Linked DNA regions of Homo sapiens: all the other regions are linked to region 7. The links are chromatin loops, found by intact Hi-C in ENCODE. Cell type or tissue: PC-9. All regions are shown on one strand.

What was found. Peaks named below come from ENCODE experiments on the same cell type or tissue, not always from the same donor. Only the 100,000 strongest peaks of a DNase experiment are listed, where the experiment ranks them.
Region 1: it touches region 7 in a loop (4-fold over the local background); 13 of 110 quality-filtered maps call a loop at or near these places.
Region 2: a loop joins it to region 7, with 8 times the contacts of the local background. A loop is called at or near these places in 10 of 110 quality-filtered maps.
Region 3: a loop joins it to region 7, with 9 times the contacts of the local background. A loop is called at or near these places in 11 of 110 quality-filtered maps.
Region 4: it touches region 7 in a loop (2.3-fold over the local background); 3 of 110 quality-filtered maps call a loop at or near these places.
Region 5: it touches region 7 in a loop (8-fold over the local background); 10 of 110 quality-filtered maps call a loop at or near these places.
Region 6: a loop joins it to region 7, with 17 times the contacts of the local background. A loop is called at or near these places in 4 of 110 quality-filtered maps.

What each region holds. Positions count from the first base shown.
Region 1 is chr7:142,383,574-142,387,573 of GRCh38, reverse strand. It overlaps TRB, TRBV7-3 and the pseudogene TRBV8-2. Among named protein-coding and RNA genes, the nearest start is that of MIR11400, 89 kb to the left of the region's middle. In PC-9, CTCF peaks have their summits at 1,690 and 1,889 (motif pointing left); a DNase peak (open chromatin) is centred at 1,863.
Region 2 is chr7:142,356,023-142,360,022 of GRCh38, reverse strand. It overlaps TRB and the pseudogene TRBV8-1. Among named protein-coding and RNA genes, the nearest start is that of PRSS58, 100 kb to the right of the region's middle. In PC-9, CTCF peaks have their summits at 1,738 and 1,954 (motif pointing left); a DNase peak (open chromatin) is centred at 1,862; H3K4me3 peaks cover 342 bases; H3K27ac peaks cover 647 bases.
Region 3 is chr7:142,374,533-142,378,532 of GRCh38, reverse strand. It overlaps TRB. Among named protein-coding and RNA genes, the nearest start is that of MIR11400, 98 kb to the left of the region's middle. In PC-9, CTCF peaks have their summits at 2,247 and 2,452 (motif pointing left); a DNase peak (open chromatin) is centred at 2,732; H3K4me3 peaks cover 591 bases; H3K27ac peaks cover 2,718 bases.
Region 4 is chr7:142,585,724-142,589,723 of GRCh38, reverse strand. It overlaps TRB and TRBV14. Among named protein-coding and RNA genes, the nearest start is that of MIR11400, 110 kb to the right of the region's middle. In PC-9, CTCF peaks have their summits at 1,767 and 1,968 (motif pointing right); a DNase peak (open chromatin) is centred at 1,933; H3K27ac peaks cover 338 bases.
Region 5 is chr7:142,419,055-142,423,054 of GRCh38, reverse strand. It overlaps TRB. Among named protein-coding and RNA genes, the nearest start is that of MIR11400, 53 kb to the left of the region's middle. In PC-9, CTCF peaks have their summits at 2,088 (motif pointing left) and 2,295 (motif pointing left); DNase peaks (open chromatin) are centred at 1,874 and 2,324; H3K27ac peaks cover 849 bases.
Region 6 is chr7:142,781,139-142,785,138 of GRCh38, reverse strand. It overlaps TRB. Among named protein-coding and RNA genes, the nearest start is that of PRSS2, 12 kb to the right of the region's middle. In PC-9, a CTCF peak has its summit at 1,653 (motif pointing right); a DNase peak (open chromatin) is centred at 1,618; H3K4me3 peaks cover 568 bases.
Region 7 is chr7:142,494,450-142,498,449 of GRCh38, reverse strand. It overlaps TRB. Among named protein-coding and RNA genes, the nearest start is that of MIR11400, 22 kb to the right of the region's middle. In PC-9, CTCF peaks have their summits at 88, 322, 1,563 and 1,766 (motif pointing left); a DNase peak (open chromatin) is centred at 1,519; H3K4me3 peaks cover 398 bases; H3K27ac peaks cover 2,006 bases.

The DNA of each region.
Region 1 (4,000 bases), 110 kb after region 7:
AAGTTATACCAAGAACCATGAACTGTCATCAGTCTCATATATTAGCCTTTCATTTTGACTTTCAGCAGATTGGCCAATTGGTGAATTCATTTTTTTGCCAAGCAAGCAACCAGCTCCCTTTTGCACCGGGATATGCGCTTCTCCCTTTAGGTGCTAAAGAGGACTACAGGCTACAGGAAAATAAAATGTGTGTTCTATATTATTTTATAATATTTTACAAGAAAAACAAGTTAAGGAACTCATGGATTCTAATCCAAGCCACAGTGATGGTAAGAATTAAGTTCCTTCCTTCATCTATCCTCAGAGGACCTCAAACAGGTACTCAGTAAGAGTCTTACAATCTCTTTGATAATTCTACTAGCTGATTATCTTCAGGTCTAATGGCAGAGTTTGTTGTATTTATTAACATTCTCCCTAACTGGATTGTTCTCTTGTGTGTTTATAACTTTATAACAAAAAAAATGGATTTTCTTGTCCTCCACAGAACACATGCTTGGTATCTAAAGGAACCAAAGCCAAGGTGATGTTATGTATGCTACCTGAGAATCCCAGATCACTCAAGCAGGCTAAAGCTTCCCAGCTGCTTTCTGCTTTTTTCTTCTCTCCTGAAAAGAAAGTGAAATATGAATTTCTTGTTAGAAGCTACCATTCCTTTGCACAATTACCAGAATATTCCAAATTGAGCAAAATAACATTACGTTGTTTGCATTTACACATCCGCACTACAGTGACAGACCCAGCTCACTCTAAGTTTTATGCTGCAGGAGCACACATAGAATGAGATCCCATTGCTGGGAAGTCTGGGAAGAGCTTCAGAAAGGGCAGCTTTTTCTTCTGGTTGAGACACGGGCTTCCATAAGGAGTGCCCACCTCCAGCCTGTGACTGCCCTTTTTGTGCAGAGGGCAGCTGGCTGTGCAGGGCTGCGGATGTGCTGCCACAGTGGTACAGATAGGTCTGGCTGGTGCTGGTGGATGCCAGGATTGGGGAAATGCTCAAGCTTGTTTCAAGAGACACAGTACCCCTCTGTGACATCAACTTTGGTCCTGCTGTGACCACTGCCTGAATAGTGGATAAGCTTCAGCCCCCGTCTTGGGTCTTGTCGATATCAGAACACTGTTCCTAACCTGAGCACATTCCAGGATCATCTCTTTCTTCTGTACAATGTGATATCTTGGCATCTGGGTGATCCCAGCATCAATAGAGCCTGCTGGAGAGGCAGACAGAAAGTGAAGACAAGACTTAAGAAATAGGGGGACTCTGCAGAAGAAAGGACAAAAAAGGCTTGTAGCCCAGACATTGCAAACCCATGACAGGGTTTTGCAGCTGTTTCCAGAACTTATCTGCTCCCAGGAGACAAAGGGTCACACAGAAGAGTTTGGGGTTCATGGTAGGGTCAGAGTGAGGAGGGGCTGGCCCAACTAAGTGCAGTGATCCTCAGGACTGTGAGCTGGGGCTCGGAGGCTGCTCCCTAGGGAATAGTCTGGTGGGCCTGTGGTGTCACCCCCCATGCCTACGGAGTCCAGCTGGTCCAGGGCCTTCTGACTGGTCTCAGGCAGGATCCACCTCCTCTCATGAAGGCTGTTGCCCGGCGAGGTCTGCAGGGAAGATGGGGTGCAGCAGAGACATACTGAGCTTAGGGCACAGCCCGCCCCTAGCTTTCCCACGTTCCTTTGAGGCAGTTGCTCCTCTGCTTGCACCTGCGCTTGACACCAAGGCTGCCAGGCCAAAATTCTTCAACTGTGGATCTCATTAAAGATTAGAGGTATTTCCTGCATCTTGCATAGCTGTAGGTAGCCTAGCAATGACTGAAAACTGCTGCAACATCTGCATAATATTGGATTCCAGCCCTAATTTTTCTTAACCCTTCCCTTCCTAGGCTGCTCTCCCAGGCTCTCCCCAGAGTCCCTTAGATCCCAGTGGACCACAGTGCCATCTTGTGGCCAATACGTGAAGTTTCATCATTGCTTTTGCAATGGCCCAAGGGATGCTGGGAAGTGTCTGCAGAGTGAGTGAGAGACTATTCTAGAAGTGTCATCCTGCAGGTTTTATGAGCAACTTCCCTAAACCCTGATTCCAACACTAGTTCTAACCCTGACTATTGCTTTACTCAAAGCTTAATATCCCACCCTCATTCTAAATAACTCTTATCACATAGCTGCAGTTAGAGTCTAATTAATATTTTCTCCCTTAAAACTATCATATAAAGGGAGTGGGATAGAATGGGAGGAATGGAAGAAAATTGGATTTACTCTTAAGTAGGCAGAACATACAGGAATTGAAGTGCATAGTTATTTCATTTCATTACCAAAGATGAAATACATGTCCCCCAAAATAACAATCAATGTTACCATAAACATAAAGATTAGCAAAAGATTAGGATGATAATGAGATTGCCTTCAAGATGGCATCAAATACGTATTAATAAAAAGTAAAATTTGAATGTAAAAAGTAGGATCTTTTGTAGGCAACAAGTAATCTTGAAGGGAGCAGTATCCAATGTGGAAAATAAGGATGGATAATGAAGACCAGCAACGAGCCTTCCACAGAAAATGATTAACATATACAACGCACATCTGCTGATCTGAGCAGCGGACATGCAAGCAATGATTCTGGAAGAGGCAGTGGAGTGGTGTGAGATGAGGATCCCCTGGTGCAAAATAGTATCATAAGGAAGCAAGGAGAGAGAGGAGGAGGTTTATGAGCAGGAAGGAGGCGATTGTGTCATGCTGTGGTTAAGCTGCTGGCACGGAGATACGCGGCTGAGTCCCCCTGCTCTGTGCGCTGGATCTTCAGAGTAGAGACGGATCCCTCAGGCCTGACTGCAAAGAACCGATCTTTGGGCAGCCCTGAGTCATCTGCCGCACCCGTGCCTTGGAAGTAAATTAGAAACTCTGGGCCCTGCCCCAGGCTTTGTCGGTACCAGTAAAGGGCAGTATGACCTGAAATTGGATCACACCTGAGCTCTACATCTTTTCCCTTCTCTGTGACCTTGTTACTGGGGGTCTGGGAGACTCCAGCACCTGTGTGATCTGCGGAGACACAAGTTGAGAACAGGATGAGGAAAACAGTTGTACTCATCACACACACACACACACACACACATACAGACACACAGAATGAGACTGGTTGGTGTCTGAGGACTCACCTGCCCCCAGGAGGCACAGGGCTGCCCAGCAGAGGAGCCTGGTGCCCATGACAGAGTCAGGGCAGGATGGGAGCTTTACCAGATCAGGGTCACTGTGAGCAGGAGCAGAGGAGGAGGGACGTCCTTGTCCTGACACAGAACAGTACCCACAGTGACATCACTTCCTCTCTCAATCCCCACAACCTCAGGAACACAGGATTTATATTAGAACACACTTGGATGACTGCTTTAGATATTTATTAGCTCCCTTTAAACAACATCAATGCATCGGTCTTCACTTTGTGCTCTAGAGCTGTCTGGAGCTACAGGCCTCATGCTGCATTTCTGAGTTTATCTCCTCACCACACAGGCGCTCCTCTGTCTGCTGGGCATGTTCTCTAGGATGTGCCAACAGCGCCCCCAACACAAGGCACCAAGGGATGAGCTCATTGTCTTTCCTGCAAGTCAGGGTCCCCTATGCCATCCCCATTGATGCCCCAGCCTCCTCCATCCCCCAGTCACACGTGCCCAACGGGGCTGTCCCAACACATGGGTTCCCTCACAAGCTGCACCTCATGCCTTTCTTCTGGGACCACTTCCCACCTTTGTTGACTATAATTCAGAAAAGATACCTTATTGGAAAACTCATAGTCTTTTTTTTTAATTTTTCCACTTGTAAATATATTTTCCTCCATCTCAGTGTTTAATGAATGGGGATTATAATTCCTACTAAATGGTTATTTCTGATCCTCTTTCTTTCATTGATTTTTTCAGTCTATTCCACTAGGAGAGATTTATCTTTTCTTTTTGACAGCTTTTAGAATCATCTATTTGTCACTTATGTTCCACAATCTCATTATAATATAAACATTTAT
Region 2 (4,000 bases), 140 kb after region 7:
ATTATTCCAAGAATCGTGAACTGTTACACATTTCACAATTTGGGAATTGGGCATTCATCATTCTCACAATTTAGCCTTTTATTCTGGTCTTCAGCAAAGTGGCCAATTGGTGAACTGATTTTTTTGCCAAGCAAGGAGCCTGCCCGCCTTTATGGCAGCCTCACAGAGGGGTATTGGGCACAGCGTAGACACAGGAGGGGTCACTGCATTTGGGGTTTGCACTTCCTGTGAAGGCCAGCTGTGTACCTCCCAGTCCTGGAGTTAATGGATCTCATCTTAAGGAACCCTGCTCATGTGTGTGAGCTTCAACCTGCACGTTCTAAAGAGGAATAAACGCTAGAGGAAAATAAAACGTTTGATCATTATTATTCTGTAATATTTTACAATAAAAACGACAAGCTCATGGATTTTAATCCAAGCCAAAGTAATGGTAAGAATTAAGTTCCTTCCTTAAGATACCCTCAGAAGGCTCAAACACTGCTCTATGCTCAGAGGTAATAAGTAGAGGCTTAGCTGATAATCTCTACATAATAATTTCACTAGTTGATCATCGTCAGGTATAATGGCACTATGCGATGGATCTACTAACATTTCCTATAAGTAGATTGTTTATTTAGGTCTTTTATAAATTGTTTTCAATACTTTTTGTAGTGTTTGGTATCCATTGGCATCCAGGCCAAGGTGATGTTCTTTGTACCACTTGTAGACTTGTAGAATCCCAGATCACTCAAGCAGGTTAAAGCTGCCCAGCTGCTTTCTGTTTTTTTTTCTTTTCTCTCATAAAGAAAATGAGACACAAATTTCATTTTGGGAGCTACTATTCCTATTTTACGCAACTGCCAGAATATTCTGAATTGAGTAAAATAACATTAAGTGTTGTTTGCATTCGTGCATCCACATCACAGTGATGGACCTCAGCTCACACTGAAGTTCCTGCTGCAGGAGGATGCACAGACTGGGAGCCCATTGCTGGGACATCTGAGAAGAGCTTCAAAAAAGGCATCTTTATCTCCTGGTTGAGATAGAGGCCTTGGGAAGGAGTGCCCACCTCCAGCCTGTGGCTGCCCTTTTTTGTGCAGAGAGCAGCTGGCTGTGCAGGGCTGCGGATGCACTGCCACAGAGGTACAGAGGTCTGGCTGGTGCTAGTAGACTCCAGGGTTGAGGGAAAATGCTTGAGCTTGTTTCCAGAGACATTGTACCCTTCCTTGGCACCGCCTTTGGTCATGCTGCCAATACTACCTGAATAATGGATCAGCCTCAGCCCCTATTCTTGGTCTTATTGATAACAGAACACTGAATAATGGTTCCTAATCTGAGCAAATTTCAGGATGATCTTTTTCCCTGTGTGTCTGTGATATCTTGGTATCTGGCTGATCCCTGCCTCCATGGGGGCTGTGGGAGAGGCAGGCAGAAAGTGAGGACAAGGCTTCAGAAGTGGCAGGACTCTGCAGAGGAAAGGGGAAAAAAAGGCTTGGAGCCTAGACTTTGGAAACGTGTGAAAGGTGGGCCTGTTGTGTTACTCCCCATGCCTACAGAGTTCACCTAGTCTGGGGCATTCTGACTGGGCTCAGGCAGGATCCACCTACTCTCATGGAGGCTGTTGCCTGGTGAGAGCTGCAGGGAAGATGGGGTGCAGCAGAGACGCACTGGGCTTAAGCCACAGCCCACCCCTCACTTTCCCATTTTCCTCTGAGATAGTTGCTCCTCTGTCTGCACCTGCCCTTGACACCAAGGCTGCCAGGCCAAACTTCTTCAACTGTGGATCTCATTAAAGATTAGAGGTATTTCCTGTATGTTGTATAACTGTAGGTAGTCTAGCAATAACTGAAAACTGCTGCAACATCTGCATGATATTGGATGCCAGCCCTGATTTTTCTTAACCCTTTCCTTCCTAGGCTGCTCTCCCAGGCTCTCCCCAGAGTCTCTTAGAGCCCAGTGGACCACAGTGCCATCTTGTGGCCAATAAGTGAAATTTCATCATTGCTTTTGCAAGGGAAATGGCCCAAGGGATGCTGGGAAGTGTCTGCAGAGGGAGCCGGGAGACTATTCCAGAAGTGCCATCCTGCAGGTTTTACAAGCAACTTCTCTGAACCCCGATCCCAACATTAGTTTTAACCCTGACTGTTCCTTTGAGTTATCAAGCTTAATATCCCACCCTCATTCTAAATAATTCTTACCCCATAGCTGCAGTTACAGTCTCACTGACATTTTCTCCCTTAAAACTATCTAAAGAGAGAGGAATAGAATAGGAAGAATAGAAGGAAATAATATTTACCCTAAAGTAGGAAGAAAACACAGAAAGTGAAGTGTAACGTAATTTCATTTCCATTACCAAAGATAAACAAATATGTCCCCCCAAATGACAATGGTACCATAAAAATAAAGATTAGCAAAAGTCTAGGCAGATAATGTGATTACCTTCAAGATGGGGTCAGATATGTGTTAATAAAAAGTAAAACTGGGATATAAAAAATAGGATCCCTTGGTCAGGCGTAGTGGCTTCTGCCTGCAATCCCAGCACTTTGGGAGGCCAAGGCGGGCGGATCACGAGGTCAGGAGATAGAGACCATCCTGGCTAACACGGTGAAACCCCGTCTCTATACTAAAAAATACAGAAAATCATCCGGGCGTGGTGGCGGGCGCCTGTAGTCCCAGCTACTCGCTACTCGGGAGGCTGAGGCAGGAGAATGGCGTGAACCCGGAAGGCAGAGCTTGTAGTGAGCCGAGATTGCGCCACTGCACTCCAGCCTGGGCGACAGAGTGAGACTCTGTCTGGGGGCGGGGGGTAAAGGATCCCTTGCAAGGCAATAAGCAATCATGGAGGGAGCAGTATCTAATGGGAAAATAAGGATGGATATAATTAAGACCAGCAAAAGGTCTGCTACAGTAAAAGAATAGCTTGTGCAATGCACATGTGCTGATCTGAGCAGCAGAGAGGGAGGAGATGATTCTGGAAGAGGTAGAGGAGTGGTGTGAGATGACGGTACGCTGCTGCAAAATAGTATCATAAGGAAGCAAATCAGCCAGGGAACTGGGGATTATATGACCTTTCTATCCACTATCTTCTGTGACAGACCAGATGAACCATTTCCCTTTCCAATGACTTGCTCTACAGTCCTTGCTCCGTCCCAGTTAAAGGCTCCCGGAATTTCTGCTCCTCAGGTTCCCATGGACCAACTCATTCCTTCGTCGTTGAGCAGAGTCTAAAGGGGAGGTCATCTCTTCGTGCCCTGAAGTCCCAGAGTAGCTGGTATAGTCCTCTCTTGTGGCTTGATCACAGGCCCCCAACTCTGTGCCTTTCATTTCCAGTAGACTGAAAGTTAGGTGTGAGTAATGAACCTTGAACAATGCCTTTATCAGAGGGCATGTAAGTGACTGCTTTCAGAATCATTGCTGTTTCTTTCACTGCCTCAGATTATATCTGAACAGAAAAGATGCACAATGGGAATGATTTCTTAAATTAATTTAACCACAAAAATCTTTCAAAGTTCCATAAATAATGCAACCAAAATAATTGCTCTCCTAAATGGTGACATTGTAGAGTGAAACAAAAAGCAAATAAAATTATGTCAAGTATTTGAGAGGAACCTCTGAAACCCAATCCTTCTTATACAAACATCATCGTATGGCCTCCCTCTACCTGAGAGACAGCAGAGCCACACCCATGCCCTGCACCTGGCAGGAAAGCCTTGCTGGAGCCTGTGGGGAGCTGGCGAGGAGGAGACGTGGTGATTCTGCCCCAGAGCAGAGATTCTCTGGGAGCTCTGGATGACCTCCAGGGACTGAGATGGACGGGGGCTGTACTATATATTGGAGAGGAGGACATTTAGGTAGTGTGATCTTTTTGACCTCTCAGCTGGAAATAGATCCAAGGTCATTGGTGACTGGTGTGGAACTGCTTAGTTTCCAAAGCAAATTAGTCCATGCCCAAGGGTGTGTCTGTGCCACTGAAGAATTGTCTGACTCTAAAGTGGTTCACGGCCCAGAGCTGCTGCTTGCC
Region 3 (4,000 bases), 120 kb after region 7:
AGTTCTTACCATTAAAAGTAACTAAAAGTAACGGCAAAAACCTCAATTAGTTTTGCACCAACCTAATATCTAGATTTCTGCTACATGCTAGATACTTTATGCTATTTAATTTTGTACACAGCCCTGCAGATGGACAGTAGCAGTCTCATTTCATAGATTAAAACAAACAAACAACAACAACAACAAAAACAAAAAAACAGAAAACAAACTAAGCCAAATCTGTCAAGAACTGGCCTCACGTCTTGAGGAGCTGGTGCTAGAATGGGAGTCAGGCTTGATGTCATGGTACCCATTCATAGTTGTTTCCCACCCCCCCGCCCAGGGTAAACTGATTTCTGTCTATGATGTTATTAGAGCCAGCAGGTCTGAAAGGGACCTAGGAGATAACATTTGAATTTTTGTGAAGATAAGCATCATTTGTTATGAAATAGATTATAGTATATAGCTATAAAATACAGGGCTTTGATAGACCAGGGTTAGAACCCCAGTACTGCATCCTAATTCCTACTTAATTTGGTCAAGTAATTTAAACTATGGGCCAATTCCTCTACCTGTAAAATGAGAATAGCTTTTGCACGTTAAGATGTTTTCGTATAGTTGAATTTCTAATTAATTGAAATTTTCCTAATGAAGGCTTTCTATTTTGTGCATCATAAAATGATAATGAATGATTAGATTAATATTTTCTCTAAGTCTTCTCCATGAAGCAGAATTGAACTGTGAATGTGCATCAGTGTACTCAGTGCTTGCAGTTCTGCAAATGACTGCCAGTCATGTGACAGACTGTTTCATAGAAACAGTCAGATATGACACATTTTATACTTCAGACCTTAAACATGTTAGATGCATACAAAGAAGTATTTTAAACATTTAAAAAGAGGAAAATCCAGCCATATATGACAATGTGGATAAACCCACAGGACATTACACTAAGTGAATAAGCCAGGCACAGAAAGGCAAATACCACATGATTCTGCTTATATGATGGAACGTAAATAATTGAAGTAACGGAAGCAAAGGTGAAGGTAATTTCCAAGGGCTGGGGATTGGAGTAAATGGAGAGTTGCTGTCAATGGTATACAATTTCAGTTAAGGAGGATGAATAAGATCTAGAGATTGCCGTACAACCTTTTGCCCGTAGATTACAATACCGTATTGTACATACAAAAATCTGTTAAAAAGATATATTTCATATTACATATTCCTACCACAGTTAAATTAAATGGCTGTCTAAAATGGGACTAGTTAGCCAAAGAAAGAGAAAAAAGTAAATTTGTATAATTTAGAAATCAGTAAACTATTTTTAATAAAGAAAACAATTTAAAAAATAAATGCAAACCTTAACACTCTAAAAAGCAAGAAACATTTTTTCCACTTAATATTTTTTCTTTTCAATTTTATGTCACAGAATACCTTATACAAAGAAGGATCCTCAAAAAGTTTATTGAGTAAAAGAATAAGATTAATTAATGAATGAATAGCAACTATTTATGCTCATTTTCCTCAAGGTATATTACATCAGTTACAGAAAGTCCACAGTGCAGAAAATTTTATTTCTTTTTCTTTCCTACAGTGAAGGATGAATGTAGATGCTTGACCTGGAAGTTCCTTGGGCTTGTCGGGGAAGAGGTTTTAATGACCACATATGAGACATGATCTTTCCCTCCTGCTAACGGGGATCTGAAATGAGGAAGCCAGAGGAGAGGACACATGTACAGAGCAGGGCGGCGTGCAGAGGTGTTGGAGGAACTGACTATAGCCGGTTACTAAACATGAGAACAGGGACAGCTGCTTCCCCCATATGTATAAACAGGTAAAATCATATTTACCCTACCTGATATCAGTGGGCATTAAAGCAGATCACATGTAGAAGCAGCAGGGAGTGCCTGGGAAAGGCCTGTCAGCTCTGCAGGGCCTGAACCCCTCTGTCTGGCAGCACCCACCTCATGGTCATTTCCTGAGTGGGGCAGGAATGTTTCAGGCATTTCCTTGGGAAACCGGCCTTTCCCAGTAACTCTCCCTGCAGGCCACCCCTGCCTGCTCTACCCATTGTCAGACCCCAGGCTCTGCTGCTTCCTGCACCATTCCTGTCCTACACAACCCTGAAATTAAAAGTGGGGCAGGTGGAACACAGTCTCCACATGCCCATATCCCACCTTATTTTTCTCTGACAACCCCTGTCACTTTCTTGGCACTGACTCCCAGCCCTTGCTGCCCCAGCCTCTTCACCCTCCACTGCCCATGCAGAGGCAAAGACATTCTCTCCTTGATGCAAACTGAGGTCCCTGGTGTGCCTACCTTGCCCTGGGCAGTCCCAGGACCTACTCTGAATTCCAACCGCCTCCTGATGCCAGCACGCAGCCAAGCATTCCCTTCAGCCGTCCTCTCCTGGGTCACCCTCCACCCCTCCCCAGGGTTCCCCACAGCTTTGTGGAGCCACAGCACCTCCAAGTGGCCAAAGTTCCAGTCTCATGGATTCACACCTTCTGACCTGATGAGCTCAGCATTGTCTAAGTCAGGAGCAGAGATGCCCCTACACCAACCCCTGCAACCCACACCCTCTCACACACACACTCTCTATTGCTTTCCCAGAAGGGTTGACTTAGGGTGGAACTTCAAATTCACCCTTGGCCAGTGAAAACAAAAGGGCACATCTTGATTGCACAATAAACTGCTGCTACATCATTGCAATGAGTATCCTAAGATGGAAGAGAGGAGCCAGAATTATACAGGCCACAGGGTGAAACAGTGTGAGGATATCAAGCAGATCCAGACTGGAAACACGACATTCCAGAGCTCCCTTTGAATAATCAGAGCCACACCTTTTCACACTTTGTATTTAGACTTTTTTTTTTTTTTTTTTTTTTTTTTGAGACGCTGTTTTGCTCTGTCACCCAGGCTGGAGTGCAGTGGCGCAATCTCAGCTCACTGCAACCTCCACCTCCTGGGTTCAAGCCATTCTCCTGCCTCAGCCTCCTGAGCAGCTGGGACTACAGGTGCCTGTCACCATGCCCAGCTAATTTTTGTATTTTTAGTAGAGACGGAGTTTCACCATGTTGGCCAGGATGGTCTCGATCTCTCGATCTCGTGATCCACCCGCCTCGGCCTCCCAAAGTGCTGGGATTACAGGTGTAAACCACCGCGTCTGGCCTATATTTAGATTTATTATTCCCAGATTTTAGATAGCACATTCTATAAAGAGGATTTTTCAATTTTACAAATTTATTTCTGAATTTTAAAAAATCTTGAAATAAACGACCCTATGAGCTGTATATAACTTAGGCAGATTCAATTGGGTCTGATATTTCCTTTCTTTACCCAGAAGTACCTAGGAGCTCTGCCAATGACCCAACACCTCTTAGTAATGCCACCCTGAGAAACTATTTCCATGCGGCTGAGTCTCCACAGAAAACACACACAAACACACACACAAACACACACACACACACACACACACACACACACACACACAATATCTTGGGTTTTTTTTTTTTTATTTTACTTTAAGTTCTGGGATACATGTGCAGAACGTGCAGGTTTGTTACATAAGTATACATGTGCCTCGGTGGTTTGCTGTACCCATCAACCTGTCATCTAGGCTTTAAGCCCCGCGTGCATTAGGGATTTGTCCTAATGCTCTCCCTCCCCTTCCCCCAACCCCCCGACAGGCCCCGGTGTGTGATGTTCCCCTCCCTATGTCCATGTGTTCTCATTGTTCAACTCCCACTTATGAATGAGAACATGTGGTGTTTGGTTTTCTGTTCCTGCACACACAATATCTTTTACTCAGAAAGGATGATAAGATTCCATTACTGAGCTTAACTAATTTTTATTTCAGTTTTTTAGGTTGATTTCTGAGAAGCATCTTTGATGATGTTCCAGTCTCATCAAATCTCTAAAAATGTGGCTGTGGAAAGTGTGGTTATGCTGAATAATTTGTTTTTTCAGGATCATGAGACTGGATGAATATTACTACAACACAATTTTATTTGCTCCAAAA
Region 4 (4,000 bases), 91 kb before region 7:
TACCATTAGGTCTCATTAAAAATTACATATTCCAGGCCAGGCATGGTGTCTTATGCCTATAATCCCAGCATTTTGGGAGGCCAAGGCAGGAAGATCACTTGAGCCAAGAAGTTTAGGACCAGCCTGGGCAACATAGTGAGACCTGTCCCTACAAAAAATGCAAAAATTAGCTGGGTGTGGTCATGCACACCTATAGTCCCATCTACTAGGGAGCCTGAGGCAGGAGGACTGCTTGAGCCCAGGAAGTCGAGGCTGTAGTGAGCCGTGATCACACTGCCATGGCACTCCAGCCGGGGTGACAGAATGAAACCCTGTCTCAAAAAGAAAAAAAGGCCGGGCACAGTAGCTCACACCTGTAAACCCAGCACTTTGGGAGGCTGAGGCAGGCAGATCACTTGAGGTCAGGAGTTCAAGACCAGCCTGGCCAACATGGTGAAATCCCGTCTCTACTAAAAATACAACAAATAGCCAGGCATGGTGGCAGGCACCTGTAATCCCAGCTACTTGGTAGGCTGAGGCAGGAGAATCGCTTAAACCCAGGAGGCAGAAGTTGCAGTGAGCTGAGATTTTGCCACTGCACTCCAGCCTGGGCGACAGAGCAAGACTTCGTCTCAAAAAAAGAAAAAGAAAAAAGAAAAAAAATAGGAATACATATTCCTATTGCAGCAACTGGAAGTGATCTTAAAAAATGTTCTGTATCGGCTGACAGATATCTATTTATAGTGCTAACTATATTTTTTACATTAAAAACTCAGACCCTATGTGAACAGAAAATTAGCATTAACCTCTGATAATGGACTTAGCTATTCCACTCTAAAATGAGATTGTTTTAAAGTGGTTGGAAATTTATAAATGCTAGACAAAAGCAACCTAAACTCATCACCACCATTACCAACGTCACCACTACCACCATTGCTAGCATCATCATTGAGCATCCTAAAAGCCAGTAGTAAATGCATTTTTATTCACTATTTTTATTTTCATCAGAAAGACTTGTTTCTCTTACTATAAGAAGGGATATAAAGATGTGGCCTCACAGTCAGAGTCACAAACCTTTCAGAGCAGCAAGATAGGCAAGAAGTCTGCTTTATAACCAGGGCAACATACACTTTAAAAAATAAAAATAAATATGAGAAACACATAGTTTGAGTTCTGTTTAAAAAACTTCAGAGATCCCCCAAACCACAAGTATTTTCACCCAAATCTTCTTGGAATACTCTTGTATTTCATGAGTTAATTCTGGTTCTTTATCTCCCCTCCCTTGGGGGAGAAGGCACAGGGAAAGCCTTCCTTTTGGGCAGCTGTGAGTTGAGAGGAGAAGGCTATGGTTTTGCACAGCAAGGGCACGACTGTGAAGCACTGTGTCTTGGCTGCTGGCACAGAAATAAACTCCAGAATCCTCCAGTTCTGCAGGCTGCACCTTCAGAGTAGAATACGTCCCTCCAGTCCTTTCAGCTAAGAATCGATTGTTGGGCATACCGGACTCATCCTGTTTAGACTCTTTCACAAAATGTAACAGAAATTTTATTTCTTTTCCCATAACACGTCGATACCAATAAAGATTATCATGTCCAGAAATTGGGTCACATCTCAGAGTCACAGTCTGGCCCTTCTCTATTACGCTGTGGCTGGGGAACTGAGTAACTCCAGCTTCTATGTGCTCTGTGGGAAGAGACAAAAACAGAATACATGACATGAATAGACTGGGATAGGGTACAGCACAGATATTTAAGTACCTGAAGACTCACTTGCTCCCAGGAGACAAAGGGACACTAAACTGAGAAGCCTGGAAACCATGGCAGGACCCAGGTAAATCACATTTCCAGATGAAGGAGCTTACAAGCATGAGAAAAAGGAAAGCAAATCTGTCTCTTGGCCCTGTAAGATGTGGCCTCCAGTGACATCAGCATATTAGCCAATGTCCACAGTCTCAGGAGCTCCCTCTACGGACATGAAACATAGAAGACCTAGCCAGGGTTCTCTGAAGAAGATTGCCTCTAGAGGGGGCAATGGAGAAAAACTGACATCAATTAAAATCAACCTGTTTATGCATTTGACTAGGTGTTAACCTTATATATACCACTCGTAGCTCCTGAGTCTGATGTCTGGATCCTACCTCATCCCATCTGGCCCTGTCTTCCCTCATGTATCACATCCCCATAGACTGTGGGGCATTTTAATCTACGGTAGCTATTGTTGCTATTGCTAATGATCAATACTTACCTCCAAATTCTCTTTTCCCATTATCTCTCTAATGCACTCCAATCAACATTTTCCCCCCACCACTCTCAAACAGCATGCTCTAAACATGAAAGATTATCCTCAACTTTACTCCACCAACAGCCTTCCAGCTGAAAACCTTAGAGTGGTTCCCAAATCCTCTTTTTCTATCCCACCCTATAGCCAATCCATTAGGAAATTCAACTGGCTCTATCATGAAAATACACTCAGAATCCATCCATTTTTTCATCACCTTCTTTGCTAACCCTCAGGACAAGGCCACCATCATCTTTTTCCTGGATTACTGCAATAGATTCCTAACTGATCTCCCTGCTTTCACCTACTTCTGAACTAGCTCTCAAACTCAGCCCTCTAGAACATGCTAGATCATGTCACTCATCTCCAAATCATCTACTAGCTCCCAGTTTTATTTGGAATAAGAAAACAAAACAACAAAGCACTTAAGGCCATCAAGGTCTTAAATGATCCATCCTGCCCCATTACCGCTTGGAAATAAAGCCTACCACTCCCTTCCTTAATTTTTCAGTCATATGGGCCTCCTCATTGGTCCTAAAATATTTTTTTAGGGTATTTGTACTGGCTCCTCCCTCTGCCTGGAATTCTTTTCCCCCAGATACCTACATGTCTCTTTCCTTCATCTCCTTGAAATCTTTGCTCAAAGGTCACTTCCTCATTGGGCCCTACTCTGAACAATGTATTGTCATTTCAACGCTCCTTACTCTGACAGTCCTGGTCTCCCTCACCTTAGTCTGCCTTTTCTTTTCTGCATTGCAGGTATCACCTGCTAATACACTATATGCCTTACTTATTTGTTTATCTCTGTCTCTCCCTCCCCGCAAAAATGTAAACATCAAGTAGACATGAGTCTTTGTCTTTTTCTTTTTAGTATGTGCACTGAGAACATAAAACAATGCCTTAAATTCTTTCAAGAGGAGGTACTGCTGGAATAAAATCTTGAAAGGAGACTAGACTTTTCCAATGAACTATGGAAGGCACACCCCAGACAGGGGGACATTGAAGTCTCAAAATTATTTTCTTTCATTATAGTTTGAGATGGGTGTCAGATAAAAACATGACAGCAAGGTTTGCAGAAAATATTATAAGAACATGAGTTTCTTGGCCTAGTCTCAGGTTAACTGGACATATTGGAGTGTGTTAATTTTGAGTGGCTGCTATAAAAATTACCACAAAGTTGCTGGTTTACAATGACAGAGATTTATTCTCACAGTTCTGGAAAAGTCCAAAATCAGTATCAATGGACCAAAATCCAGGTGTCATCAGGACCGTATTCCCCCTGGAGGCTATAGGAGAGGATTCGTTCCTTGCCTCTGTTTCTAGTGGCTGCCTCACTCCTTGGCTTGTGTTCACCTCACTCTAATCTCTTCTCCTGTGGTCACATTGCCTTCTCTTCTCCATTTGTGTCTGATCTCCCCCTGGCTATCTCTTATAAGGACACATGTAATTGCATTGAGGGCCACCAGGCTAATCCAAAATAATCTCCTTATCTCCAGATCCTTAACTTCATCACATCTGTAAAGTCTACTCTCACCATCTAAGGTAACAGAGGCAGATCCCAGGGATTAGGATGTGAATGTCTTTGTGGGGAGGGGTATTACTCAGCCAGCCACACAATACAAAATCTGGCTTTTGGAAATTCTCACAGGTATCATTTTCCTGCAATAGTAATGCATCAACTTTAATCTTTTGTACTTAAATCTGACATGGACATTCTCTTCACAATGGAGCCTCAATATTTGCC
Region 5 (4,000 bases), 75 kb after region 7:
GCATGTAGCTTATTCGGGAAATGATTCCAGGAAGAAGAAGTAGGAACGAAACATAAAATAGGGAAGGAAGAAGCCAGGATAAAAGTGCACAAACAACAAAAGAGTTTGTGTTGGAGCAATAGGAGATGGAATCCATCAGGGCCTCTCAGGAGCACACAGAATGCTGTCTGAAGTTTCTGCATGAATGGGCAGGCTGGAGCATTAGTCCTCTGTCTCAGCAGGGGCATCAGGAGCTCTGGCTGTCTTTGAGTACAGGCCAGGTGGGCTCAGATAATATCATGGAACAGCCCTGGGGAAGAAGCAGAGAGACTCCCAGCATGCACCTGTGGAAGGGCACTGCCAGATCGAGGCGAATGGGGACTTGCACACAACTGTCCACTACAGCAAGCCTGAAATCAGAGGTGGGCAGTGAGGATGTCGTGGAAGGCACTAGAGGCTCCTCTTCTTTCTAATAAAACCGCCCATTCTTCTATCAGCTCTTTTGTGGGATTGCTGATTGCTCTGAATTCACAGCTTTCTGGGAGCATCACACCTTCTTGCATATCAGACTCAGTATCAACCAGGAAGTGCTGTAAGGGGCAACATTTTTACTTTCCCTTAAGACACAACCATTTATGTTAGTTTTACCTAATTATCAGACTACTATCTTTGCATTTTAGATGACTTTGTGTCTTATTAAAAAATAATAAAATTAACTAATGAATAGCAATTATTTGTGTCTTTTCCCTCATGGTAAATTGCATCAGGTACTGGAAGACTGTGCTTTCCTTAAACAACATCTTATTTCCTTGCTGTGCAGCTGAGAAACCTCCCTCCTCACACAGCCTCCATAAAAGCAATCACATGGCCTCACCCATAGAACTGCTATAGTGGAGAAAACTGAACCTTGATTTTTGTCACAATGAAAGATGAAAAGATGTTTTGCCTGGAAGTCATATCCTCCTTGGACTTGTCAGTGGAGAGGCTATAATGATCACATATGTGGCATAATCTTCCCCTCCTGCTAATGGGGACCTGGAAACGGAAGGCCAGGTGAGAGGACAAATCTACAGAGTGGGAACAGTGGATAGAGGTGTTGGAGGAACAGGCTTCAGCCAGTTATCTTTTTTTTAATTCACTATTTATTGATGTATATTAGATGTACATATTTTTTAGGTAGATATGATCATTGATACATTTGTATAATCAAATCATGGTCATTGGGATAGGCATTATCTTAAATATTTATCTTTTCTTTAGACTAGGAACATTTGAATTATTCTCTTCTCACTATTTTGAAACGCATAATTGGCTGATGTTAACTACTGTCACACTACTACTGATCTATCCAATGCCAGGTCTGGTTTCTTCCATCTAAGCGTATGTGAGACCCAGGAAAGCTGCTTCAGTCAAATGTATAAACAGGTAAGATAATACTTATTTTGAATGATTTCTGTCAGAATTAAAACAGGTCACATAAAGAAGCAGCAGAGGGGCCGGGCACAGTGGCTCACACTTGTAATCCCAGCACTTTGGGAGGCCGAGGCAGGCAGATTGTTTGAAGTCAAGAGTTTGAGACCAGCCTGGCCAACATGGCGAAACCCCATCTTTATTAAAAATACAAAAAATTAGCCAGGCGTTGTGGTGGGTGCCTGTAATCCCAGCTACTTAGGAGGCCGAGACAGGAGAATCATTTGAACCCAGGAGGCAGAGGCTGCAGTGAGCTGAGATCAAGCCACTGTACTCCAGCCTTGGTGACAGAGCAAAGCAAGATGCCCTCAAAAAAAAAAAAAAAGAAGCAGCAGAGAGTGCCTGGGAAAGGCTGCCACCAGATCCTGAACCTCAGTCAGGGCAGGAATATTTCTGGCATTTCCATAGGAAACTGGCCTTTCCAGTTACTGGCCCTGCAGGACACTGTGAGCTCACTGCATACTTAGGCAGGCCTCAGGCTCTGCTATTCCATGTTCCATTCCTGGTCTGCAGGGCCCCTAAACGAAAGGTGGGGCAGGTGCAGCACAGTGCCCACATGCTCACAACAACCCCTATTTTCCTATGCCTGCCCACCCTGTCCCTGTCCTGAGAAGCATTCCCCAGCCCTTGACACCCCAGCCTCAGCACCCTCCACTGTCCATACAGACACAGAGACACTTTTTCCTTGGGGCAAATTGAGGCCTTTGGCACCCCTACCCTTCTCTGGCAGTATTTAACTCAGGATCCACTCTGAACTCAGATTGCCCTGCTGATGCCAGCAGACAACCAGGCTTCCCTTCAGCCCTCCTCTCCTGGGTCACCCTCCCACCGCTCTCCAAGGTTCCCCACTGCATTGTGAAGCCACAGTGCCTCCACGTGGCCAACTGTCCAGAGTCTCATGGATTCACACTTTCTGAACTGATGTGCTCAAGATTGTCCAAATCAGGAACAGGGATTCCCGCATCTCCGCTCCTACAAACCCTACCCTCTCACACACACAACCTCAATGCTTTCCCAAGCAGGCCAATTTAGGGTTGATCTTCAAATCCACCCTTAGCCAGTGGAGACAAAAGGGTGCATTAACCAATATTTTGATTGCTGATAAATGTTACATAATTGCAATTCATATGATAAGATGAAAGAGAGAACCCTGAATAACACAGGGCATAAAGTAAAACAGCTTGAAGAGATCAAACAGATCCAGCCTGGAAACGCGATATTCCATGTCTCCTTTTGATTGATCAGACACATATCTCTTCATATTTTGTACTTGGATTATTTACAGAATTTTAGATAGTGCATTTTATAATGGAGGTCTCTGGGCTTTTTCATATTTAATTCTTAATTTATAGAAAGTCTTGAAATAAACAACCCTATCAGCTATAACTTAGGCAGATTGAGTGGTCTGACATTTCCTGTCACTCCCCAGAACTGCCTATGAGCTCCACCAATCACCCAGTGCCTCTTAGTAATGAAATCCAAAGAGAAACTATTTTCATGTGGATGAGTCTCCATGAGAAAATGCACACACACACGTGTACACACTCACACATATAAACACATGCACACTCTCACACTCGCACTCATACACACGGTATCTTCTTATTGCAAGGATGATAAGATTCTATTACCGAGCACGGTGAATTTTTCTTACAGTGTTTTAGGGTGCTTTCTGAGATGATGATGTTTCCAGCCTCAAAAAATGTGGTTTTGGGAAAATGTGGTTGTGGTGAAGAATTTATTTTACCAGATCATGAGACTGGATAAATACTATTATAACATAAATTTCTTTGTTCCAAAAGGATGTTTGCAAATTCCAGCTTTAGATGTGGTTAGGATACTGTGTAACATTGGTCATTAATCCTGACTGGGGAAACACATTTGCTTGGAATATTGCAGAAGTTGTATGGAAAATTGAGACTAGCCATAATGACTCTCTGTTGTATTTCATGTGGAGGACGAAGCCCCTTTTGAAGTGAAACTCTGCTAAGTAAGAAAGTACACATAGAATTCAACTATTATATTGAGAGAATGTGAAATATTATTGTCATTTACTCAATAGAGTCAAAATAAATTTACTTATCATCTATTATGTGCCAAACTCTCTGTGACATAGTGAAGATAAAAAAAGGTGAACAAGGGTAGAGGTCATTGCATCAATTTTTTTTTTGGCAAAATTAAATATTTCACATAAAATTTTTGTAAGATTTGGCTATGATTCAAATTTGATCATGCTTTTTTTTTGAGATGTAGTTTCGCTCTTGTCACCCAAGCTGGAGTGGAATGGCATGTTCTCTGCTCACCGCAACCTCCGCCTCCTGGGTTCAAGCGATTCCCTTTCAGTTTCTATTCCATGTAAGCTACAGGATTCCCAGACCTCTTGAGGGAGTTAGGGTTTTCAACAATTTCTTTCTCCATTTTTTTAAACAAGTTCCCAACTACTACAGAATAAATCAACTCATTTTATTGTCTACTAACTTATCTTGTCTTCTCACCCTGAGTCCCAAATTCCTTCATCAAAGCTAGCCTGATCATTACATAAGCCTTCTAA
Region 6 (4,000 bases), 290 kb before region 7:
GGAAGGCCAAGGCAGGCAGATCACCTGAGGCCAGGAGTTCGAGACCAGCCTGACCAACACAGCAAAACCCCATCTTCACTGAAAGTACAAAAAAAAAAAAAAAAAAAAATTAGCTGGGCGTGGTGGCAGGTGACTATAATCCCAGCTACTTGAGAGGCTGCTGAGGTAGAAGAATCACTTGAACCCAGGAGGCGGAGGTTCCAGTGAGCCAAGATCACGCCACTGTACTCCAGCCTGGGCGACACGGTGAGACTCTATCAAAACAAAAAAAAAAAAAAAAAAAAAAAAAAAGAAAAGAAAGAATGGGTGGAGTAGACAGAAACAGAGCGGAAGTAAAAGTTACATTTCCCAGTGTCAACGTTACTGGGTTGTTTCCATTTTAGAGTCATATAGCTCTATTGTCTATTGAAAGTCAAACTTAAGTTAATTTTAAAAATCAAGAAAATTTGGCTTTAAATAAAATATGCTACTTTAAAAACCTACTTGTTTAATTTACAAAGTCATTTTTTTTGCCAAAGAAGTTTATGTGTGAAGTTATGTATGAAGTTATGTAGAATTTATGTAAGAAGTTGTTTCCTTGTCCTGAATTTGCTCAGTGAGGACTTAATCACTTGGACAACTGTGAAAAATGTAGATTTCTGAGTAGTCTTCATGACCTATTGAGTTAAAATCTCCAAGACTGAGTTTACTTATTTATTTATTTAAATAAACAAACAGAAAATTACCCTGGGCGTTTCTGTTACAATGCCAGGCTTGGGACCCACAGCTTGTCCCCAACTAGAACAGGGCAGAGGTAAGCCATGGTGAACATCAGAGGGTAGTCTAGGACTGCCATAAGTTTGGTGCCAGGGCATGGCCCTTAGAACTTAGGGAAGAAAGAAAAAGAGGATTTGGTATATTCACGGCATTAATAGTGATGGACCTCGCAACATGCTACCAAATGCCTGCATAAAAAGTTGATTGCAGCCAGGTGCAGTGGCTCACGCCTGTAATCTCAGCACTTTGGGAGGCCGAGGAGGGCGAATCATGAGGTCAGGAGTTCGAGACCATCCTGGCTAACACGGTGAAACCCTGTCTCTACTAAAAATACAAAAAAATTAGCCGGGCATGGTGGTGTGCGCCTGTAGTCCCAGCTACTCGGGAGGCTGAGGGAGGAGAATCGCTTGAACCCATGAGGTGGAGGTTGCAGTGAGCCGAGATTGAGTCACTGCACTCCAGCCTGGGCGACAGAGTGAGACTCTGTCAAAAAAAAAAAAAAAAAAAAGTTGATTGCTTTCATCCATTGGATTGTGTCAAAGCCTCTTGCCAGTACCTTTCCTAATTGAAATATTCAGTTTATTTTGATCTATTTCTGCATGTTTTCCTGCCTTACTCACCTCGTTTACTTATCAATAATTCATCCTCTAAGTTAGTGTCTTTTAATCACCTAGTGGGGGCCCTCATCCCTACTGGCCTTATAAATAATAATGCCACTCTGTCTTGGCATCATGGTTTTTTAGAATTCCGATGGAGTTTGTCCCAGTTTTGCCTCTCTGGACGGTATGCCCAAGCTCATATGCAGCGTTTTTTCCATAAAAGCTAGGAAGACCAGTTAGGCAGGTATCAGGTTGGGGTCATGCATCCATGTGGGCAGCAGGGGGCAGCCTTTCCTTATTTTTTTAGACCTAAGTAACTGCAATCTGAGCTCGGCCACTTGAGGGGGCGAGAAGAATGCGCAGCTCGTGGTGGGGCGAGGACGCGGAAGGGAGCAGGGTTACTCCTGCGCCTCTGTGTCGGGGGCGGGTGGGAGACCGGGAGACACGCAAAGAGCATTTCACGTGTGCAATTCTTGAAAGCTTTCCAGCATGTTCATTTCAACCTAAATTCCTTGTTCTCAGTTGAGGAACTGAAACCCCAAGAGGCTAAAATGAGTTGCCCAATGACAGAGAAGCACCGCGCCCCCAAGACTCCTTAAATTCAGGAGATGCCGCCACATCCTGCCCTTCCGTGAAACCGACCTCCTGTGGCCAGACTGCCGGGCTCCCAGCAGCCCCGTAGCGTGGCTAAACCTCTTAAACTCTGTCTCTTTATCTGTAAGCTAGGAGCAATAATAATACCTACCTCATGGGGTTGTGAGAATTGCATGCGATAGTGCGTGTCGGGGTTAATCATGGTGCCAGAAGAGTCAGTAAAAATGTTAGTGACTGAAGCCGGGCGCGGTGGCTCACGTCTGTAATCCCAGCACTTTGGGAGGCGGACGCGGGTGGATCACCTGAGGTCAGGAGTTCGAGACCAGCCTGGCTAACATGGTGAAACCCTGTCTCTACTAAAAATACAAAAAATTAGCCGGGCGTGGTGGCGCTTGCCTGTAATCCCAGCTACTTGGGAGGCTGAGGCAGGAGAATAGCTTGAACCCGGGAGGCGGAGGTTGCAGTGAGCCGAGATCGCACCATTGCACTCCAGCCTGGCGACAGAGAGAGACTCTGTCTCAAAAACAAAACAAAAACAAAAACAAACAAAAAATAGTGACTTGTTTTCAGAGAGATATCGTAACTGCCCAATAGGTTCACCTTGCCTGCTGTATAGACAGAACCGATTTATCAAGACAGGGGAATTGACATAGAGAAAGAGTAATTCACCCAGAGCAGACTGTGTGGGAGACTGGAGTTTTACTATTACTCAAATCAAATCTTGCCGTCTCCCCGGGAATTCGAGGATCCGAGTTTTAGAGGATAATTTGGTGGGCGGAGGGGAAAGCAGTGAGTCGGGAGTGCTGATCCGTTGGGTTGGAGATGAAACCCCAGCTGCTTTCTTGTGCTGAGTCGGTTCCTGAGTGGGGGCCACAAGATCAGATGAACTAGTTTATCGATCTGCGTTGTGCCAGCTGATGCATCAAGTGCAGGGTCTTTAAAATATCTCAAGCACTGATCTTAGGTTTTACAATAGTGACGTTATCCCCAGGAGCAATTTGGGGAGGTTTGGAATCTTGCAGACTCCAGCTACGTGACTCCTAAACCATAATTTCTAATCTTTTGGCAAATTTGTTAGTCCTATAAGACAGTCTAGTCTCCAGGCAAAAAGGAGGTTTGTTTTGGGCAAGGACTGTTACCGTCTTTGTTTCAAACTAGAAACTAAGTTCTTCCCAAAGTTAGTTCAGCCTATGCTGGGGAAGGAATAAGGACAGCTTGGAGGTTAAAAGCAAGATGGAGGCCAGGCGCGGTTGTTCACGCCCATAATCCCAGTACTTTGGTAGGCAGAGGCAGGTGGATCATGAGGTCAGGAGTTTGAGACCAGCCCGGCCAACATGGTGAAACCCCGCCTCTACTAAAATACAAAAAATTAGCCAGGCATGGTGGTGTGCACCTGTAGTTCCAGCTACTGGGGAGGCTGAGGCAGGGGAATCACTTGAACCTGGGAGGTGGAGGTAGCAGTGAGCCAAGATCGAGCCACTGCACTCCAGCCTGGCAACAGATTGAGACTCCGGCTCCAAAAAAAAAAAAAAAAAACAAAACCAAAAACAAAAAAAACCGCAAGATAGAGTTGGTTGGGTCAGATCTGTTTCACTGTCTCAGTTACAATTTTGCAATGGCGGTTTCAATACTGGCCTAAGGATGTCATTACCGTATCCAATCTCAAGTTTTCAGCGGGCATCAGAAGACCTGGAAGATATGTTAAAATGCAGGTTGCTGTCTGGGTGTGGTGGCTCACGCCTGTAATCCCAGCACCTTGGGAGGCAAAGGGGCAGGCGATCACTTTAGCCTAGGAGTTTGAGACCAGCCTGAGCGACATATGAGGTTGCCATCTCTACAAATAATAATAATATTAGCTGGGTTTGTGGTGTGCGCCTGTGGTCCTAGCTACTTGGGAGGCTGAGGTGGGAGGATCACTTGAGCTTGGGAGGTCAAGGCTGCAGTGAGCAGTGATCATGCCATTGCACTTCAGCCTGGGCAACAGAGCAAGACCCTATCTCAAATAAAAAAATATGCTGTTTGTTGGGCCCTGTCCCAGGAGATCTGACTCG
Region 7 (4,000 bases):
AACAGGAGCATGGATAAACAAGTTGTAGTATATTTATGCAATGGAATATTAGTCATAAGAATGACCTACTGATACAACGATATGAATATACTTCAGAAATACTAATTTTGGAGAAAAACAATTCAATAAAAATATGATTCCATTATATGAAGCTCAAGAATAGACAAAGCTACTCAACAGTGATACACATAGAAAAGTTTTTATCCCTGGGATAGAAATTGATTAGAAAGGAGCATGATGACACTTTCTTGAGTGACGGAAATTTTTTTTATAATCATTTCAGTTACTATTGCACTGGCGTATGCATTTGTCAAAATGTACCAGGATGTCCTTCTATTAATATTTGTGTTTTACTCTCTATTAATTATACCTTAATAAAAAGTATTACTAAAAATTAAACAGCTAAATTGCATAAAAGATGGGAGTCATTTACAAATGTATGCTTGTATTCTGCACAGCCCAATTTAAAAATGAATCACACAAAAAGAAGAAAAGACAGGAACACACATAGCTGTGTAAGATTTGGAGAATGTGAGAAGTGCTCAGTGACTGAAATAGACAACATTGAAATTTGGCCACAAAATAAGCTCAAGTGATGAGTGGGCTGAAAAACAAGTGAGGATCAATATCAAGGAAAGCTGTAGACAAACAAAAGCTCTCTAAAAATATCTTCATATGCTGTTGAAATCATTCTGAGAACCATGAGCTGCTATCCGTTTCATAACTTGGGAAATTGGGCATTCATCAGTCTCACAATTGAGACTTTCATTTCTTTTTGGCTTTCAACAGATTGGCCAATTGGTGAAGTGATTTTTTTGCCCAGCAAGCAGCCTGCTCCCCTCTTTGTGAGTGGGGTCCTGGGACACCCGGCCCTCCGCCTTTGGCAGCCTCACAGAGGGGAGTTGGGCACAGCGCAGACACACGGGGTTCCCTGCATGTGGGGTTTGCAATCCCTGTAAAGCCCAGCTGTGGATCTCCAGTCCTGCAGTTAATGGATCCCAACTAAAAAACCTTGCGTCTAGGTGTCTGCTCTACCTGTAAGTGCTAAAGAGGGATAGAGGCTGGAGAAAAATAAAATGTTTGCTCAATATTATTCTGTAACATTTTACAAGAAAATAAATTGAGGAGTCCATGCATTTTCATCCAAGCCAAGGTCATGAGGATAATAGCTGAATTTCTTCCTTAATCTACCCTGAGAAGACTCAAACACTGTTCTATGCCCACAAATACTTTAGTAGTGACTTATTTATAGTCTATTTTTGATAATTCTTCTAGTCAATTATATTCAGCTCTAACAGCACAGTTTGATGTGTCTACTAACATTTTCCTTCAGTAGTCTGTTTACTTAGGTGTTTTAGAACTTCTCAATATTTTTTGCCCTCCAGAGAACACATACTTGGTGTCCAATGGAATCTCAGCCAAGGTGATGTTATCAGTAAGACTTATGAACTTGCAGAATCCCAGATCACTCAAGCAGGTTAAAGCTGTTGCCTGGTCAGACAATTTCCAATGTTCCTCTGAGGCATTTGCTCCTCTGCACCCGCCCCTGATACGAAGGCAAAAATTCTTCAACTGTAGATGTCACTAAAGATTACAGGGACTTCCCGCCTCTTGCATAGCTGTAGGTAGCCTAGCAATAACTGAAAACTGCTGCAACATCTGCATAATATGGGATCCAAGCCCTAATTTTTCTTAACCCTTTCCCTCCTAGACTGCTCGCCCAGACTCCCCAGAGCCCAGTGGACCATAGTGCCATCTTGTGGCCAATAAGTGAAGTTTCATCATTATTTCTTCCGCTGGGAAGTGTCTGCTGAGTGAGCCGGCAGAATATTCCACAAGTGCCGTCCCGCAGGTGTTATGAGCAGCTTCCCTAAATCATCATACCAACACTAGTTCTAACCCTGACTATTGCTTTCAGTTACCAAAATCTTAATATCCCACCGTCATTCTGAAAAACTCTTAACAAATATCTCCAGTTATAGTTTAACTTTTTCTCCCTTAAACTACCATCTAAAGAAAGAGGAATAGAAGGAGAGGAATGAAAGAAAATAATATTTGGTTTTAAATAGTAAGAAAACACAGACGTTGAGGTATAAAGAGATTATTTAATGTGAATCACTAAAGATAAACAAACACATCCTCCTAAAATGACAATGTTACCCCAAAAGTATAGATCAGCAAAAGATGAAGTCAAATGTCTATTAATAAAAAGTAAAATTGAAATATATAAAATGAAACCTCTTACAAGGCAATAAGCAATGGTGGAGGGAGCAGTACCTAATGTAGAAACTAAGGATGGATATAGCTAAGACTAGCAAAGGGGCTGCTACAGGAAATGATCAGCTTGTACAATGCACATCCACTGATCTGAGCACCAAACACGGAAGAGATGATTCTGAAACAGGCAGAGGAGCAGCGGGAGATGAGGACATGCTGGTACAAAATAGCATCATAAGGAAGCAAATCAGCCAGGGGACTGTGGATTAGATAACTGTGCTTTCTCCTGTCTCCTGTGACAGCTGAACTGGACCATTTTCCTCTCCAAGGATTTGTTCCCGCACCCTGAGTTAGAGGACCCTGGGATTTGCTCCTCCTCAGCTTCCCATGGATGAAAATCCCTCTCCCTCCTTGTTGAGCATGGTCTGAAAGAGAGGTCATCTCTCCCTCCCCTTCAATCTCACAGTATTGGGGATTGGCACAGACTTCTCAATTGGCATCGGCCTCTCTCAGGGCATGCTCACATGCCCCCTAACTGTGACTTTTCATTTCCACTAGACTGAAAGTTAGATGTGGGCAATGAAACTTAACACCTTTATCATAGGATGCATAAGTAACTGCTTTCAAAATTATTGTTGTTTCTTTCACTGCCTTGGGTTATATCTGAACAGGAAAAAAAGGCACAATTTCTTAATGTGACTTAACCACAAAAACCTTCCCAAGTGCCAAGAACAATATAACTGTAAAGGGATTGCTGTCCTAATTGGTGAGATGGCCAAATAAAACAAAAACAAAGAAAATGTTATCAAATACTTTAATGGAGACCCAGAATCCCAGTCCCTCTTATACAAACATCATTGCATGGCCTCCCTCTAACTAAGAGACAGGCAGAGCCATTCCTGTGCCCTGCACCTGGCAGGAAAGCCCTGCTGGAGCCTGTTGGGAGCTGGTGAGGATGAGCCTTGGTGATTCTGTCCCAGAGCAGGGATTCTCAGGGAACTCTGGACAACTTCCAGGGACTGAGATGGAGAGTGGCCACACTCTGTCTTGGAGAGGAGAATACTGAGGGCATGATCCTTCTGACCTCTCAGCCTAAAGTAAAAGCAGAGTCATTCCTGACTGGTGGGGAGCTGCTTAGTCTCCAAAGCAAAATAGTCCTTGTTTCAGGGTCTGTCGGTGACATAGAAGAATAGCGGGGCTGTATGTGGTTCACAACCCAGAGTTGCTGCTTGGCCATCTCTGTTCCCAATGACTCCAGCATCTGAATATTCCATGCAAGGAAAGATAATTTGCAAATAATGAACTGGTTCAGTGATACCTTTAGTTACATTCAAAATAGTTGTCATGTTCCAGACTGGCATGCTTGTAGGAGACACAGAGCTACAGAGCAAGAGAATTTAGAGGTCGAATAGAAATAGGTACAATTGAGGCCCACTTAGATGATGGCTTCTCAGAGCAGGAGTAGAGGGGAGGTGAATTCTGAGCCCTTTTGGCCCCACAAGAAATGGCATAACAGGGACATCAGAAAATACCCCAGGGATATGCTGCTATACTGGGTGTCTGTGAAGGTGGGGGCATGGCTGGTAGCATTTCCCAATTTGTGGTGTACCAGCATACCCACCATGACAGACTTCAAGCAGCCAACATGGCTTCACTGAAAGGGGAGCTGGGAAGAGTAGTATGCCTATTTGGTTCTTCTGAGTCATTCAAGCTGGCTCCAGCACATCCCTAGACTCAAGAGCAAAGCTTTCAAAGTTCTTCAATGCTTCCTGCTCAACACACT